Regions from separate parts of the Homo sapiens genome. Here region 1 is linked to region 2. Evidence: chromatin loops called from intact Hi-C (ENCODE). Cell type or tissue: heart right ventricle. All regions are shown on one strand.

The links. Hi-C counts contacts between places; a loop is a spot of excess contacts. Peaks named below come from ENCODE experiments on the same cell type or tissue, not always from the same donor. Only the 100,000 strongest peaks of a DNase experiment are listed, where the experiment ranks them.
Region 1: it touches region 2 in a loop (2.3-fold over the local background); 6 of 110 quality-filtered maps call a loop at or near these places.

The regions. Positions count from the first base shown.
Region 1 is chr10:78,200,916-78,208,915 of GRCh38, forward strand. No RefSeq gene overlaps it. Among named protein-coding and RNA genes, the nearest start is that of LINC00856, 44 kb to the right of the region's middle. RefSeq lists an enhancer at 2,347-2,846. In heart right ventricle, no CTCF peak of the experiment used is centred here; a DNase peak (open chromatin) is centred at 3,396.
Region 2 is chr10:78,405,501-78,413,500 of GRCh38, forward strand. No RefSeq gene overlaps it. Among named protein-coding and RNA genes, the nearest start is that of LINC00595, 140 kb to the left of the region's middle. RefSeq lists enhancers at 1,532-1,826, 1,676-2,487, 3,300-4,111. In heart right ventricle, a CTCF peak has its summit at 3,705; DNase peaks (open chromatin) are centred at 491, 1,671, 2,681 and 3,611; H3K4me3 peaks cover 879 bases; H3K27ac peaks cover 3,280 bases.

The DNA of each region.
Region 1 (8,000 bases), 200 kb before region 2:
CATATAGTAGGTGCCAAAAAAATTCTTGCCATTTGTTGCATGAAACTGACTCCAGATGGTTCTCCTTAAAAGGTCCTCATCTTCCTTCAAACACTTCCACAGCTCCATCCATGTGTTCTGGAGGAGAACAAGTGCTAGCTCCTCCATGAGTGAGCTCAGCTTGGGGAGGGGACCCTGATGGGCCAACACCCAACCTGGGCATCCTAGAAGTGGGTACGCACACCATGGGCACATCAGCCTTGGTGAGAATGCAAACCTGCCCCCCACCCCCGACATCTATCAAAACTTGAAAATTTCATGCTCTTTGGCCCAGGTATTCCAGGGCCACATTCCACAGATGAGTTTGCAGAAGTGCATCAGGATACAGATGCAAGCCTGAGGGTTACAAAATTGTTTGCAGCAGCAACTAGAAACCCCAAAATGTCCATCAGAAGGGCGTAAGTATGTGAGACATGGTGCTTCCATGCCAACGGCTCTAGGAGAGAATGGGGCAGATATGGAGATATGTGCTGATATGGAGAGATTCAGAGATGCATTTTCAGCAAAATAAAGCAAGGAGCAGAGCAGTGTGTATGAACACATTTTGTGTATAAAAGACAAGTGAAAGCATGGGTTGATGTGAACGCTGGCTCTGCCACTTACCCACTGTGTGACTTGGGCAAGTCACTTAACCTCTCTGGGAGTCATTACCTAGGCTGTAAACTGGAACTAATAATAGCGTCTCATCATAGAGTTGCTGTGATATCTCATGCATTAATATATAGAGAGAGCATGAAAAGAGCTGGGGCCAGAATAAGACCTCTTTGGCTGTTATTATTACTGTATATGCACATATATGTCTTTATATTCTGGAAGAACACAAAATATTAGCAGGAGATAGTTTTGTTATTGAGAGAGGTTTGGAAGGAGAGATCTTTTTATTTTACATCTTTATGAACAGTTCAAAATTTTTATCATAGGCATTTTTAAAACTTTTATTTCAAAATAAGCGAAAACAAATTGACCAACCACCAGGGAGGAATCTCTTTCTGTCTGGGGTAAAGTGGGAGCTGGGAAAGTTAACTGAGGAGGTTGCCTCGGAGCTGGACCTTAAAGGATCACCCAGGCAGAGAAAAGAGCTGAAGGACGGGCATTCCGGCTGGGAAAACCAGCATGCATGAACGTCCAGAGGCAGGAGTGATCAGAGGGAGTAGTGAGGGCTCAGATTTGGGGATCACAGATGAGCAGCTGAGATGAGACTGGAGGGATCAATGAAAGAGTTTGTGGGCAGGGTTCAGACCTCCTGTACTCAAATCCATGTTTGCTTTTAGGTGATGAAGAATAGATGACATATTTTTTAGCTGGATACAGAAATGCAACATGCGCATTTTGCCAGATAAGAAAACCGCAGTCCAGAGGAGTGAAGGGTCTTTCCTGAGGTTCCACATCAAGTTAGAGGCATAGAGGGTCACTGGCTGCTGGTGTCATCTTGTTCTGCCACATAGTACATGCTTCATCAGCCCCACCTGACATTATTTCACTGTAAGGTTGGGGAAACTGAGGTTCAGCAGGGAGGCTACTTGTTTCTTTTTGTGTAGTCTGTCTCCCCAGTCAGCGAAGGCTCTTGGAAGGCAGGACCTGTGACTGTTCTGTGGACTAACGCTTGCCCCAGGGCCCAGGACTGGCACGTAATAGGCGTGCAGTAAATGTCTGTGGAATGTGAGAATAAAACAAGGTCATGTGGGAAGTCAAGGGCAGGCAGAACAGAAACCCAGGTCTCTGTCTCTGGACCTGCAGGCTGGGCTGTATTCAGTGCACTGGGAAACCTGAACTCTTGGTGCTGAAAGGGAGCCTTGGGTATCTTGAGAGTAGGGCCTGGGTTTTGTGGTCCATATTGCCCTTGGTGAATGAATGAAGGAAGGAGAGAATGCACATATGTATGCATCAATGAGAGGATCTGGTCCAGCCCTTTCATGAAGCCCAGAGAGGGGAAGAGCTTGGATAAGGCTGCATAGCTGGTGGGCCCAGGGCCAGCTCAGAGCAGGGCCTCAGACAATGTCAGCTGAATGAATGATACAGCTTCCCTGCTTGACATGGGACAGGGACCCTTTCTCTCCCTACAGGGGCAGTTCTGCAGGGATGGGATCATCTTTTCAAGCCACTGCCTGGGTCTTTGCATCACTCATCATCACCCCAGGAATGACATTAACAGTGGGCCCAGCTGCTTGTGACTGGCCTGCTCCCCGCACCCTCCCCATCACCTCACACTGGCACATGGACCACAGTGGGCCTCTAGGGAGCCCTACCCCTTTTCCCAAGATGGGAGGCCGGAGCAGGGACTGAGTCCTGGTGTGGCCTCATGTTGCTGTGCCCTTGTCCTCGCCCCTTCCTTTCCTCTGCACCTCGGTTTCTGCTTCTCCAACCTATGTTCTTCGGTGCTGCCCTTGGTGTGGGGATGGGATAGTGCGGAAGAGAGAGCAGGACTGGGGCTTGATCGCCTGGACCCAAACCCTGCTCTACCCTGACCAGCTCTGCAGCTGGCCTGGGGCGAGGCACTCACCTCTCTGAGCTTGGAGCTTCTCCCTGAAAGATGGGTGAGAATCCATTCTCCACCCTAGTCTGTGATGAGGGCTGGGTAACGCTGTGCCGGTTACCCAGTACCTGTCCAGCACCTGCCCTGTGCATGTTCTGGAAGTATGGCCAGTACTTTCATTACCTCTTCAGCGTCATTGCCCCCATCCTGGCATCCTAGCACCTGGCCCTCATTTGGATAATGCTTTATCCAAAGATAAAGCATTCTGTGCGATGGAACATTCCATCTCCAAGCCTTTGCTGTCACTTGTGCCTGAAATGCCCTCTCGCTGTCGCTCTGAATCGGAGACCCCCTGTTTGCCCCCTGACCTGGCCTGTGTCTCAGAATCCCTCTGGATTCACGCTCTTTCCTCTGGGTGCCCTACAGCCCAGGCCCTTCCTCTGCAGGGTCCCATCTGCAGGCTGCCCCACCATCCGGGCCCTCCACTTCTCTCTGTTCCTGGCACAGCTGTGACTGTCTCTCCCTGCCTCAGTACCCCGGAGGGTGTAGAGTGTCTGGATCAGGCTCTTTACCTCCCCAGCCTCACAGCCAAGGCTAAGAGAGGAGAAATGCCTGGGTTCAATTCCCAGCTCTGCCACTCCCCAGCTCTGTGACCTGGGGCAAGTATCTTCCCCTCTCTGAGCCTCAGTGTCCTCCTCTGTGCAGTGGGGATGTTGTCAGCCTTTGCTTGGCCGGGTTGTAGTGGAGATCATGTGAATCCACATCTGAGATTGCTTAGGATGGGTGCCCAGCTTCCCCTAAGGCCTGTGTGAGTGTTTGCTGTCATTATTGTTATTATTGTTGCTGTGGTCACCAACTCTCCCAAGGCTACAGAGCAGATAAGGAAGTGGGGTATCCTGGGTAGAGCGGCTGGGCCCAATGCCAAAGTCCAGCCAGTCTGCCCACCCATCTCCCTCCCACCTCTGAGGCCTCAGAGCTGCCAGCTCTTGAGGAGGGAGCTATGTATGTGCTGGGATTTCTGGAGGGGGAAGGAGAGCCCAGTGGGAGGAGGTAGAGCCCTTCTCCCCACCAGGGGTGGTTCTGGGAGGGGCAGGTGAGTGGCAGGGGATGTTGGAACAACAGAGCTCCTGTTTACCGTGAGGGACCTTAATATTGTGACTGCTGCTTCTGCTCTGCCTCCCTGCTGTCTCACTTGGCAAATATGCTCCCTGGGGACCACGCAGGACTGGCTGCTCCCCCAGCTCCTTCTCTCCTGGGAACAGCCAGGGGAGGGGGAGCCGTGCCTCCACTTCCTCCAGAGGCCTTTCTCTCCCTTCTGCGTGGTAATGCCTGGCTGGGGAGGCACAACTTGAATCACAGTGGCGGGGAGACTTCTGGCCCCACGCCCTGCTTGCTGTGTGACCGTGGGTGCAGCACCTCATCTCTCTGAGCCTCAGTTTCCCTACTTGGGAAGTAAAGGGCTTAGTCTACAGCTCCAAAAAGTTATGAAAATTATTCTTTTTCTCTTCACCAGGAGAAGAAAAAGGAGACTTTCATTCAAAGTTGTGGTGGTTGTGGTGGTGGTGGTAGTGTGTGTGTGTGTGTGTGTGTGTGTGTGTGTGTGTGTACCTAAAATGCAACCCTTCCTCCTTCCCCTAGGAAAGGCTAGCTTCAGGTAGGCCTGCTTCCCCCACTCCACCTTCCTCCAGGAAGCCGTCCCTGACCATCCCTCTCTCCAGCTGGGTTAGAGTCCTCTGGGCACCCGTAACACTGGCTTTCCTCTCTTAAGGCACCTGTGTCTCACCTACTCTAGTACCAGGCCTGGTCTGAGGGGCCTCACCCCAACCACAGCATAGAGCCTGGCAGAGCAGCCTCACTGCCTATGGAACTACTCTAAGATGAGACAATGGGAGTGATTTCTGGACTTTCAGACCAGGGCAATTTCCTGGGTGTCAGGATGTGGGTGGGCGTGGGAGTGGGAGTGGAAGGCCCTGCTCTCAGGATCTGTGGAGCCTCTCCCTATAGAATCTTGAACGACAGAGCTGGGCAGGTGGTCCCTAGGACACACAGTGAGATGTTAACTCTCATTTCCCAGGCCTGATTCTGTATGTGGGCCTAGTTTGAGGCCTCTGTACCTCCAAGTGAGCCTTGCCCCAGAGAGCACGGCCCCAGAGAGCACGGCCAGGCCCAGCTACGGCAGCTGGCATGGCCCTGTCTGATCCTCCCTTTCATTCTGGGCCTCTCTGAACATCCGGCCCTGTGCCCTCCATCCTTGGTGTTCAAAGCTTCACAGAAGCAGCTCAGCAGGAAATGAGAGTGCTCTGACCCCTCTAGTCCCTTAAACTCTTTTAAAGGAAGAAATACCCTGATGGGAGTGTCTTCTGGCAGATTTACATTTTTTAAAAAATGCCAGTCACTGCTCTACAAAATGGGAAGCCCAGGCTCTAGAGTGAAGATCAAGGTGCAGAGAGCTGGGTGGCCGACTTTTCTCATCATTCTGCTCTGGGCCAAGGGCTGCTTCTCACCCTGCTTCCCCAGAGAGTAGCCACAGGGCCAGGCTCCCTCCATCTCCTCTCCCTGCCCAGCTCTAGCTTGGCCCATGGCTCTCTGAACCTCCCACTGCACTCCTGCTTCTGTTTTTTTGGGTGCCTGACCTCCACCAAGCATCTCCTTCCCCTCCTAGCTCCTGACCCGAGGCCTTGGAGGAACCCTCCCTAGGTTCCAACTGGGAGGGCATCCCTCCACTACATGTCCTTTGAGACTGGTTCTAGAGCCCAGCATCAGGAAACTATACAGGTTTGGAGCCCAAGAGATCTGAATTTAAAGTTTAGCTCTATAGCCATCAGCTTTGGAATTTGGGCAACTCACAAACTCTCCCTGAGCCTCAGGTTTCCCATCCAGAAAGTGGGTATAAAAGCACCCATCTGAGAGAGTGACTGCAAGACGGTGAATGAATGTGTGTGATGTGCCTAGCAGCCAGCCTGAGAACAGTTCTGTTCCAAGTGGGGCCCAGGACTGGTGCCATCCGCAGACTGGTCATAATAGAAATGGAGAGTGAGAATACTTGTACAGCAGCTTGACAAGATGGTGACATTTTAGCTTATTTCATGAAAGCATTTCCAACAAATTGGAAAATAAACTGATTGGAAATGAAACAAACTGGTTCTTCCACACTTAGACTTTGAGACGTCTTACTCAGCATGGAAGAAATCTCAAGAAACAGTGGTTATTTTCATCCATCCATCCACCCATCCACCCACCTATCCACCCATATGCCCACCCACCCACCCATCCACCCATACGCCCACCCACCCATCCATCTACCCACTCATCCATCCACACATCCACCCACCCACCCACCCATCCACCCATCCACCCATCCACCCATCCACCCATCCATCCATCCATCCATCCACCCACCCATCCATCCATCCATCCGTAGATTCACCCCTCACGGTGAATTCATCCCTCATGGCGGATGCTCAGAGGACCTAAATTTGGCTCTGGCTGTGACTCTTCATTTATTGAGCTTTGTTGGGGTAGATGAGAGAGGTCTGTATGTTCCCCAAATTTCTTCAGGCAGAGGCAGCTCTGAATTATATCATATTGTCAGGGGTAGGGCCAGGAGAAGCCCCATCCCCCAATTGCACCCCTTGCCCTTGCTTGGCTCCTGCTTTCATTTTCATCAGGAAAACCCGGGTAGGATTTACTCTAAGTCTGTTCTTCATCTTCCCAAAACTCAAAGTCAGGAGTTTGTCCCCCACTCCACCTCCCCCAAACTAATTTCCTTTTATTATGAAAACCAGAAAAATGACAAGTAATTGCTTGAAGATGTTAGAAAGATTGCATTTTGTTTTGCTACTATCAGCTTAAAAATAATGTTTAAGAGATTATGAATGGGTGATTAACTATTTTTTCTATTACTTCTCTCTCAAAAGCAAAACCACAACGATTGTGATATGCACAGTAAAACGAAAGCCCAGCTATCTGAAACCAGGCTAGAAGAAACCAAAAATACCCACCCCACAAGGAGCCATGTCCCTTTCGGGGAGAAATTGTTGCACTCAGATCTGGGAGAAGACAGAGCCATGCAAAGTTAAGTTGCTAAAGTGGCTAAAAACAAACATGGTCTCCACGCGCTAATTTTTCTCCATGGCCCCTCCTCCCCACTCCTTACAGTAAACAGCAGTTATGGGGACTGCAGTCAAATTCCCTATTTACTGCCTTTCCTGAGTCAGTTTCTTTTGGGTGAAAACAGTCTCTGATGCAGCTCTATTGCACCATTTCAGCGGGTGTTTATCATTTAAAAGGAACAATTTTAATACCTACATTTGCCTTACAGTATGAGCCATAAATGTGATTTAGGTTTCCCTTTATAATAGACTCTACAAACGATTGCCTAGGCTCCAGAAGAACTGTTTCTCCAAGTGCTGGCCATGAAAATGAACAGGCTTTTCCTTTCTTTACGAAAGTTTTCCTTTTTAATACCTCTTGAAATTAATTGAACAAAAACTGGGTAAATGGGCTGACTCACACATCTTCCTTGCTGGGAGTCTGGAGCCTGCCAGCAATGTCTTGGGAAAGGATGGGTCTCCCAGAGTGGGCATGGGAGGAAGGCCCAGGAGGTTGTGCTGCTGATGCTGTTTGTCCTACTTCCTGCCCCCCTGGGCCCCAGCTTCCTCCTCTGCAATGGTGGGGTGGCGATGGTGGTAATAACATAGATCTCCGACATCAGTGCTACTCAAAGCCAGGTTTGTGGGCTGGCAGCATCAGCATCACCTAAGAGCTTGCTAGAAATGCCAATTCCCTGGCTCTGCCCAGACTTGCTAAATCAGAATCTGGAGGTAGGGCCCAGCAATCTGTACGAGAAGGTTGTCCGGGTAATTCTAATACATGCTAATGTTTGGGAAGCTCTGACTATTTGGAAGCAGAACTAGAAGCCTGTCAGGGGTCACAGTGAACTGCTGAAAGTGTTTATGAGCTCCCATAATCCAGTGGCATCCTGGTCCTGGGAGCGGTGAACCCACTGGGTGCTTAGGATCCAAGCTGGTGAGTGACAAAAGTAATGGATCCAGTCTTGGACACCATAGACTAGACTTGAAAGTTGACAGACTCAGGTGTGTGTCCTGAGATGGGAAAGAGGACGGTGACAAGTCTGAAAGATAGAATCTGTCCTGTTTATTCAGAGTTGATGTCTACATGGTTTCAGGGTTCAGAGCTGGGTAGAACCCCAGGGGAGAGGAGGCATCCTGGCCAATGGAAGTGTGCAGGCAGGAGCTTCAGATTGTGATCCCCTTTGCCATTGAAGGGTTTCCTACATTAGGGAGGGTCCCCATTGGCCTCAACATTCCAGGACCTGTTTCCTTTTAGCCTATACCTCACCTTCTTGTGGCCTCCCTTCCCCAGAGTGGAAGGGTTGTAACCCTGTAAATGAGGAAAGTCCTTCTGCATGGACATACTGCTTCCTGCTGAGAAATACCTCCATTCAGGGGAAAAATGGGATTAATTT
Region 2 (8,000 bases):
TCCATCGTCTCTCCTGAGAGTCTGTTTTCATGGGAGGGAATGTGGGGTAGAGGCGCTGCTTTCAGGGACGGAAGAGAAACAGGTGGGGTCATAACACGTTCCTAGTTCAGGCTTTTCTCCATTCTTTCCAGATGGACCTTGATGGTGGGCTTGGAAAATCAAGATGATAGATCCTTAGTATGGGGCATGGGACAAGCCCCAACCCCTGCCTGAGACTGGCCTTCGCCAAGCCCAGTGGCAGCTCTAGAAAATATCTCTTTCTCCAGCTAATGAAGTCCATCCCTGGAATGAGCATGGGCACATTCATTGTCCTCTTCAGCTTCCTTCACATTTGGCTGGTTTCCCTTCAAGACTCCTGGGAGAGGCGTGTTTAGTTCTGGGCTCCAAACTCAAGGAGTGGCATTAAGCGACTGGTGCGAGGCCAGAGCAGACAGCCAGGCTGAGTGGGGAGGGAATGCCGATTCCTGATAGAGCAGTGCAAGGGTTCTCCAAGGGGAGGAGACCCGGGGGCTGGAGAGCTGGTTTCCACCCTGAGGATACCGGGTGGCTGAGTGCATTGCTGGACTTTGCCCATGCTCCTAATCCTTCTCTTTGGGATGGTTCCAGTTCTGGGGAGGCAGAGGCTACTTCACATGGGTGATCATGATGGGGAGTGACTACCTTGTCACTGGAGGTGGCTGAGCAGAAGACCTAACTGCCCATCTAGGCTCTGCAGAGAGGCTCCCACGGAAGGAGAAGGGACTGGGTGACCTTGGAGACCCCTTATCATGTTTCATTCCCAGGCTCTGAGAAAGGACAACCCCATCCTGGTGCAGCAAGATTTTAACCCCCTGGGGTAAAAGGGGGGGAACAAATTGTTGTGGCTGTCCCGGCGCTCACCAACCCTCCCGGCTCCCTTTACTCTGCTCTTTGGAGGTCTAACTTCCCTTCGGCAAGGAGCCCTTGCTCCTTTCTTTTCTCCCTTCCTGCTTTCCTTTCATTCATTTAACAAATTCTTGTTCAGCAAATTCTTTCTTGCAATGCCTCCTAGGATATTGGGCAATGCGCTTAGTCTTGGGGGACCCTGGAGTGAGGAGAATGAATACCGCCCCTGCCCTTATGGAACAGCAGTGGGGAGCGCCTGTGGAATAGGGGAGTGAGATGGATTATAGAAGTCTTGGGGGAAATCCAAGAAGGTTCAAAGTGAGGGCCGTGTTCAGGTAGGAGATGGTGTGGTGTGGGCTGGGAGGGTGGCAGTGAGGCCGGGGAAACTGGATGGAGTCCAGAGACAGAGAATAGGAGAATTCATCAGTGCTTGATGGAATGTTGGCTGTGGCAGGCAGGTGAGGAAGACGGGGTGTCAGAGGACTCCTAGGTCGCTGGCTAGAGCCCCTGGGTAAGGGAGGGGGCCAGTCCCAGGGATGCCTCACCGCAGCGATGGCGTGGCTGGCAAAGCTACCTCATGCTGGGGAAGGCTTCTGTACTAACGTTTCATTTCGGGCAGGTCTAGGAACAGCGACCATGCATTTGCTCACATCCTCTCTCCAGAGCCTGTCCGCATCCCTTCTGATCTTCCCGACAGCTCCCAGAAGCAGGTCTTTTTCTTAAGATGCCTCCTAGGTGCCTGCCCTCCTTTCTGCCGCTTCTCTGCTCATCATTGCAGAGGAGCGGTGATTGACACACCTAGAGGCCAATGAACTGCCTAGCTCCACCCACCACTCCCAGGTTCGCTGAGTCCCTCCCCAGCTCTCTCCTGTTCTCCTCCCGCAAGATCTCTCACGGTATCAAAATACCAGACACGATCCAGGGCAATAACAGGCCTGATTTCCACCTAGGGAGACAAGGGAGGGCCCAGCTGGGCCTCTTCACAGCATCCGTGATCGACCCCACCTGGCTGGATGTTGCGGGGGCGGCAGGGCAGTCTCAGGCTTCCCGGCCAGAGCCTGCAGCCGGGAAACATTCCTGCCCCGTTTCCATGGCTGCCAGTCGGGCTTGAGCCACTGGGGGCTGGGGGAGGGGCTTTGACTGGGCCTGCCTGTTCGACTTTGGGGGATTTGGTAGTTCTCCCTCTCCAGATTAGCTCATTGTGAAGCTGCTCTGAAGAACTCCCCTTTCCAGCAGCCAGTGTGCATGAAGCCAGTTCACTCCCTCCTGGGGGTCCCTCCCTGTGGGCGCGAAGCTCGTGAACTCCTGAGTCCCCCTTCCTGTGGATGTGAGGTTGGGGCACCCCTGGGCACTCCTTCCTGTGGATGTCAAGACAGTGCACCCCTGGGTACCTCTGCCTGTGGGTGTGAAGCTGGTGCACCCCTGGGTCCTCCCCGTGTACTCTGAGGCACTGGGATCCTGGTTTCAAGGCTTGCTCAGTCATCTCTGGTGGTGTAGGTCTTTGTGTTCAGTTTTATAAGTGGAGAAAACTGAAGATGATTCTGTTTACCTTACCCACCCCCTCACTTACCTCACCTAGCTCAGGGGCTGGGTATGGGGTGGTCTCAGCCCAGGACAACCTTTTAAATATTAAACATGGTACCATGCGATGTTTGTCATACTTATGACCTGGAGAAATCAAATGCGATTACTCAGCCATCTCAAATGGGGCAATGTGTATGCTAACAGCTACCCCTCCCGAGGGCATTTCACACATGCTACCTCCTGAGCTTCACTGAGACCATCTACAGGCAACAAAACGGATACACAGAAAGATGGGTGGCTGGGCTCACTGTGGCCTGCAGAGGAAATATGAGCTTGACGTCATCCCCAGCTGGTTCTGTATCTGAACACCGAGCACGAGGAAGTGATGGTGGCCAGGCCGGTCTGTACCTGGGCTCCTGCGCTCTGCCGCAGCCCAGTCAGTGTGGTTGGTGCCTGGTATCATTCCTATGTAACAGAGACAGACCAGAGAGGGAAATAAACTTGCCCAGGGCTGTGCAGCTGCTCAGTGGCATAACCAGGACTGGAACTCATGTCCTCTTCGTCACTCTCAGGTGCTCATCCCACTCATCTCAGCAAATCACATAAAGCTCTCGGTGGCCTTAACACCAGGTCAGGAGGACTAGAAGGGGTTGGCCACGAGACAAGGAGGAAGTCATTGAGGGGTGAAGCTGGAGACCAGCCTTGAGTCCTGGCTTGTTACTGGTGTGACCTTGAGCAATTTGCCCTCCTTCTCTGAGCCTCCATTTCCTTGGGTGTTGCCCAGGGATGCTGATCTGTGGCCAGCTTCCCACAAGCAGTTGCTCTGAGGACAAAGACGTGGGATGGGAGCTGGCTCTGTGGACAGGCAGGGGCAGCTCCCCCCTGCTCCCCTGCCATGGAGCTCCCTTGTCCTGGGTGAGTCTTGGCCAATGCCCCAGAGCCCTGCACAGTCCCAAGCTACTGTGGGAAGGCAGGGAGCTGGCTTGTGCCTCCCCAGTGTCGACACATCCGTTCTCAGGGGCTCTGAGATGGCCTCTCTTGGCCTGGACGTGCCACAAACAGTGCCCTCTCCCCTGCCTGTGTGTGTTTTGGGGCTGGCTGGCAGGCTCAGGAAAGCAGCCTGGCCTTATCAGAAGCCCTGGGTCTCCAGTTTCTGGGAACTGTCTCCGCTCTGTGGCTTTCTTTCCCAGGTGCTGGTGCCAAGCAGGCTCAGTCTGAGCGTCTGGCGGGGTTCCAGGCATTCTGTGTCAAGCACTTCTCAGCAGCAGGAAGACCAACTTCATGGAGGCCTGAAGGGACCCAGCAAATGACCTCTGTCTGCATGGCCCTGGCTTAAAAACAGGAGCATGGTTGTTAGCGCCCCCTAATCCACACAGGGGACCAACTCCTCCTAGTTGTGTGGGCTGGGCTGGGAACTCACACCAATGCCTGTTAGCCGCCTCTAGGGAGGGGACCTGCATGGAAGTGTCATCCTTTAGGAGGCATGACCAGGTGCACCGTCTCCATTCATGCTGCACAGGGATGGAGGCTCGGCGCAGAGACCTTGCTGGCCTGTGTTCTACAACTCCCATCACCCAAGAGAGTCACTCCACATCCCTGCGAGATGGGGATCTTGACTGTCAGTTAAGATTGAGACAATGGAGGTGCTATGAGGTTGAGAACTTCTCAGTCAATCAGCCATGTGTGGCTGAGCCAGGTTTGAAGCCAGGCAGTTGGGGTCCAGAGCCCAGTTCCCACCTTAACAGCACAGGAGGGGGTCCTAGGTCTTCTGGTCCCACAGCAACCTCCATGCCCCTGCCCCCTCCACTCCCTGACTCCCTAGGAGTGCAATGCATCTTACTGAGGTGGAGCTGGCTCAGCTCAGTGTAGGTGCTACATGTATAGATGCCAGGTGGGTTTATGTTAGCTAGGGTGCCCACAAATAGGGTCCAGGTACCAGGGGCAGGGTGTCTCAGAAGAGTTGGCAGGGATATAAGGGACTATGTGATAAGGAACGAGGGCCCTGTATACTACCCAGCTTGAGGTCTTTGTGGGGGACAGGGTCTCAGCCCTCTGTTCTGGTCCCTTGTGTGGATGAGCAGTGTTATCTGTAGATACCTGGAGCCCAGAAGGTGGGAGAGGTGGCAGTCCTCGGTGCCTATCCACTGTCCTCTCCTGGCAGACTCCCCTCCTGGCAGAGCCTCTCTCCAATGCCCGTGACTACTCAATCATCCTCTTTCTCTTGCTTGAAAATTTGATGGGACAACTCTGCATGGCTTTCTTGGCTCTCCACACTGCCCCCCTAGCCGAGGTCCTCACTGCTCTTTCCATGCTCCAGGCTGATCTTCTCCATCTCAGTCCCTGCCTTCCCTCCTCTGTGCCTTGGTCCCAGAAGCTTCCCCAGTCAGGCCACGTTGGAGCCCATCTTTAAGGAGGAGACCTCTCCCCTACCCTGGGCTCCTTCAGCATCCTAGGCCACTGGGTGTGAAGTGACCGAAGGGAGTACCATGGGACAGGCCTCTGGGGCCCTTTGCCTTCTCCAGACCATGAGATCCTGGAGGGCAAATTCTACAGCCCATTCATTTTCAGTTTCCCAAAATGTTTGTGGATTACATGGATGAAGGAAAGCATGCATGAGCCAAGAATGGAGGCGATGCGATGGGTCTGGGAACCGGGAGACGCGAGTCCCTTTCCCTTCAGTGTCTCAGGAGGAGAGTGGGGAAGATGCCATGTGCCCTGAGATGATTTTCTTGGATTCCTTGATGGGCCACCCTTTGGGGAACATTTGCATTTTAACATTGAGGGGAGCTGGCAAATGGTAGTGGATTTTGGGTGCTGTGGCACCCATTGCAGAGGGCTCTCTGGCCGGCCTTGCTCATGCTGTGGGCGGGTCCCTTGTCTGGGAGTTTCTGCGCTCCTGTGCTGGCTCCCACGATGTCCCCCTTTGTAACCCCTCTATCCGGCCTGTTCAGGGAAGCATGAGCTCTTTTCTTTGCTCCAGCTCATTGGGGTGGTGACATTTTAAAATACTGTTAATAGCTGATATTTATCCAATGCCACATGGAGTCTCGTAGCTGAGCACTTACATACTTTATCTAATCTCATCTGCACACCAGCATTGTGAGATAGGCCCCGATGACCATCCCATCCCATATTACCAGGGAGGCCTCATTTATCTCCATGCCCAGATACCCCTTCAGAGGCATGGATTTGCCTGGGCGAGGATCATGCTTAATTTTGCTCCATACCATCAGCCCCCAACAGCAAGTGGGTGCTTCATATTGGTTGGCCAAACAAGGGGAAAATGAGTGAATCTGCAACTCCGACCCTTCCCACAGGCCTCACTGGAACCCTAATTTAAGAACAATGCTGTAGTCCTATAATCTTAAATGAAAAAGCAGGATGTGAAATGTGGTGTGTGCATGCATGTCACATGTGTGCGTGTGTCTGTGGAGGCAGGGCACGTAAACTGGGGAGGCTTGGAGGTCATGACTGGAGTGTGGGTGCTGAGTTCTGCTGTTTGGGGCATCCTGGTTCTGTGATTTGGGATGAGATGCCTAAGCTCTCTGGGCCTCAGTTTCCCCTTCTGTAACATAGGGGTAATCACAATACTTGACAGGGTTATTGCGAGGACAAAGTGAGTTATTACACACAGAGCACCTAGAACAATGTGTGGCCTCTAGTAATCACTAATGAAGTGTTTGTTACCATAATCAGTAAATAGGGATGGGAGGAGCTAGATGGAGAGGTAGACGTATTGATAACAGTGCATGGGCCTTGTAAGGGAGTAACCAGTATATTTCCCTTATTCTGCATACCTCAGCTCCTTCACCTCTCCCACAACCCTGTGTGACACCTGAGGCAGCTCAATTCTCTGGCCCTTTAAACAGAGTGTGTATTAGTGGAGAGGTCACATAAAGAGGAGGTGGTGGCCCATGCAGAGGCCTTGTGGCTATGAGGAGGGGATGCTGCAGGGTGACACAGAGTGGACTGAGGGGCCTGGGTCAGCAAGGCCATAGAGAGTTCTGTGATGACCACAGCCGAGTGCCAGGGCAGGACAGCTGACCAGACATCAACTCTCCATTGCTGCCCAAAGCCCCCCACCCCATCCTCACCGGCAACTTAGACAAGCCTTTCAGGAAGGACCAGATGGAGGGAGAAAAATTCTCAGTTGACTGAGTTGTAATCTGCATTTACCAAAGAAAAAACTTGAAGTGACTGAATTTATCCAGGATTGACTAGAGTGGAAATTTCTGCTTTCAGGGAGAATGAGGCTCAAGAGAGGAATGAAGTTCAGTGATAGAAAAATAATGAAAATTATATATTTTGTATACATGCCTATGTGGCTTATGAAAATCTCACCACCATATGTTATCCTTCCTGTATATAATTTCAAAATATGTGTACTTATGTGTGTTAATATATATAAACTGAAAGAAAGAAAATTAACCAAAATGTATTGGTTATCTCTGGATGAAGGGATTATGGACTATTTTTAATTTTCCTTAATATGCTCTACTGTATCTTTTCAATTTTCTAAAGTAAACATGAACTACCTCTATGATCAGAAAGAGAATAATTATATAGCTGTGAACTGTGGGTTTACATAGTTCTTCAAGTCAGGCAGATTGGGCCAGTAGGTGGTGTGAACCAGGTCACAGGAAGGTGTTAGGCCAGGGGCTGTGTCCTCAGAGAGACCCTCCCTTTCCTGAGCCCGTTTGATGGGGATCATTCATGTCACATGTGTCTACGTGCAGCCAGGACCCCATAAATATTCCTTCCCAGAAAGGAAGGCAGAGAGCTTTCAGTCCTGTCCTCTAATGCTAGCAGGAACAATGGCCTCCCCTTTACAGATTAGAAACTGGAAGCTCAGAGAGGTCTAGTGACTTATGCAGGGCCACACAGTCAGGGAGCAGCCATGCTGGGGTTGGAACTCGGACTTCCAGACCAGGTGTGCCTCACACCACGCCACCTCTGTTGGTCAGCAGGAAGTGGTTCCAGGACAAATCTCCATGCCCATGTCCTCAATACCTAATGGGGATTTACGACTCAGAGAAAATAAAAGCTTAGAGGGTTTTTTGCACCTTGTCCAAGGTCACACAGCAAGAGCAGAGTTGGCATTAGAATTCTCATGCTTGATGCCAGAATACGAAGATACTCAGAAAAGAGTATGATATGGGACAAAAGGGCAAAAAAAAAAAAAGCAAAGAAGTGCGAAGACAGGAAAGAGACTACAAGTGCTTCCTGAAACAAAGAACACAGTCCAGCATGTGTGTGCGCGTGCACATGTGTGTGTTGGGGGGTGAGTGGGAATGGTGTTGTAGTGTGGGGGGAAGGTAGGAGCTGAGAATGAGAGTCAGGGAATAGGGCAGGGGGAAGGAGAAAAGAGACAGATGGGAAACAGTCCGTGAAAGCCAAAAACCTCAAGTCAGACAAATGTTTATTTTATTTAGTGTTGATAACAGGGAAAAAAACGCTGATGGAAACTCACAAATAGCACAGGCTAGTGCCAGCTCTTTAGACCCTAGTGGGAAGTGCTAGAATGTGCCTCTGCCCAGCAGGGCAGCCCCCCTGCCGAACATGATGCTTGCCTAGGAACCTACCTGAGGAGACTTCTCCAGTGGAAAGGGCCC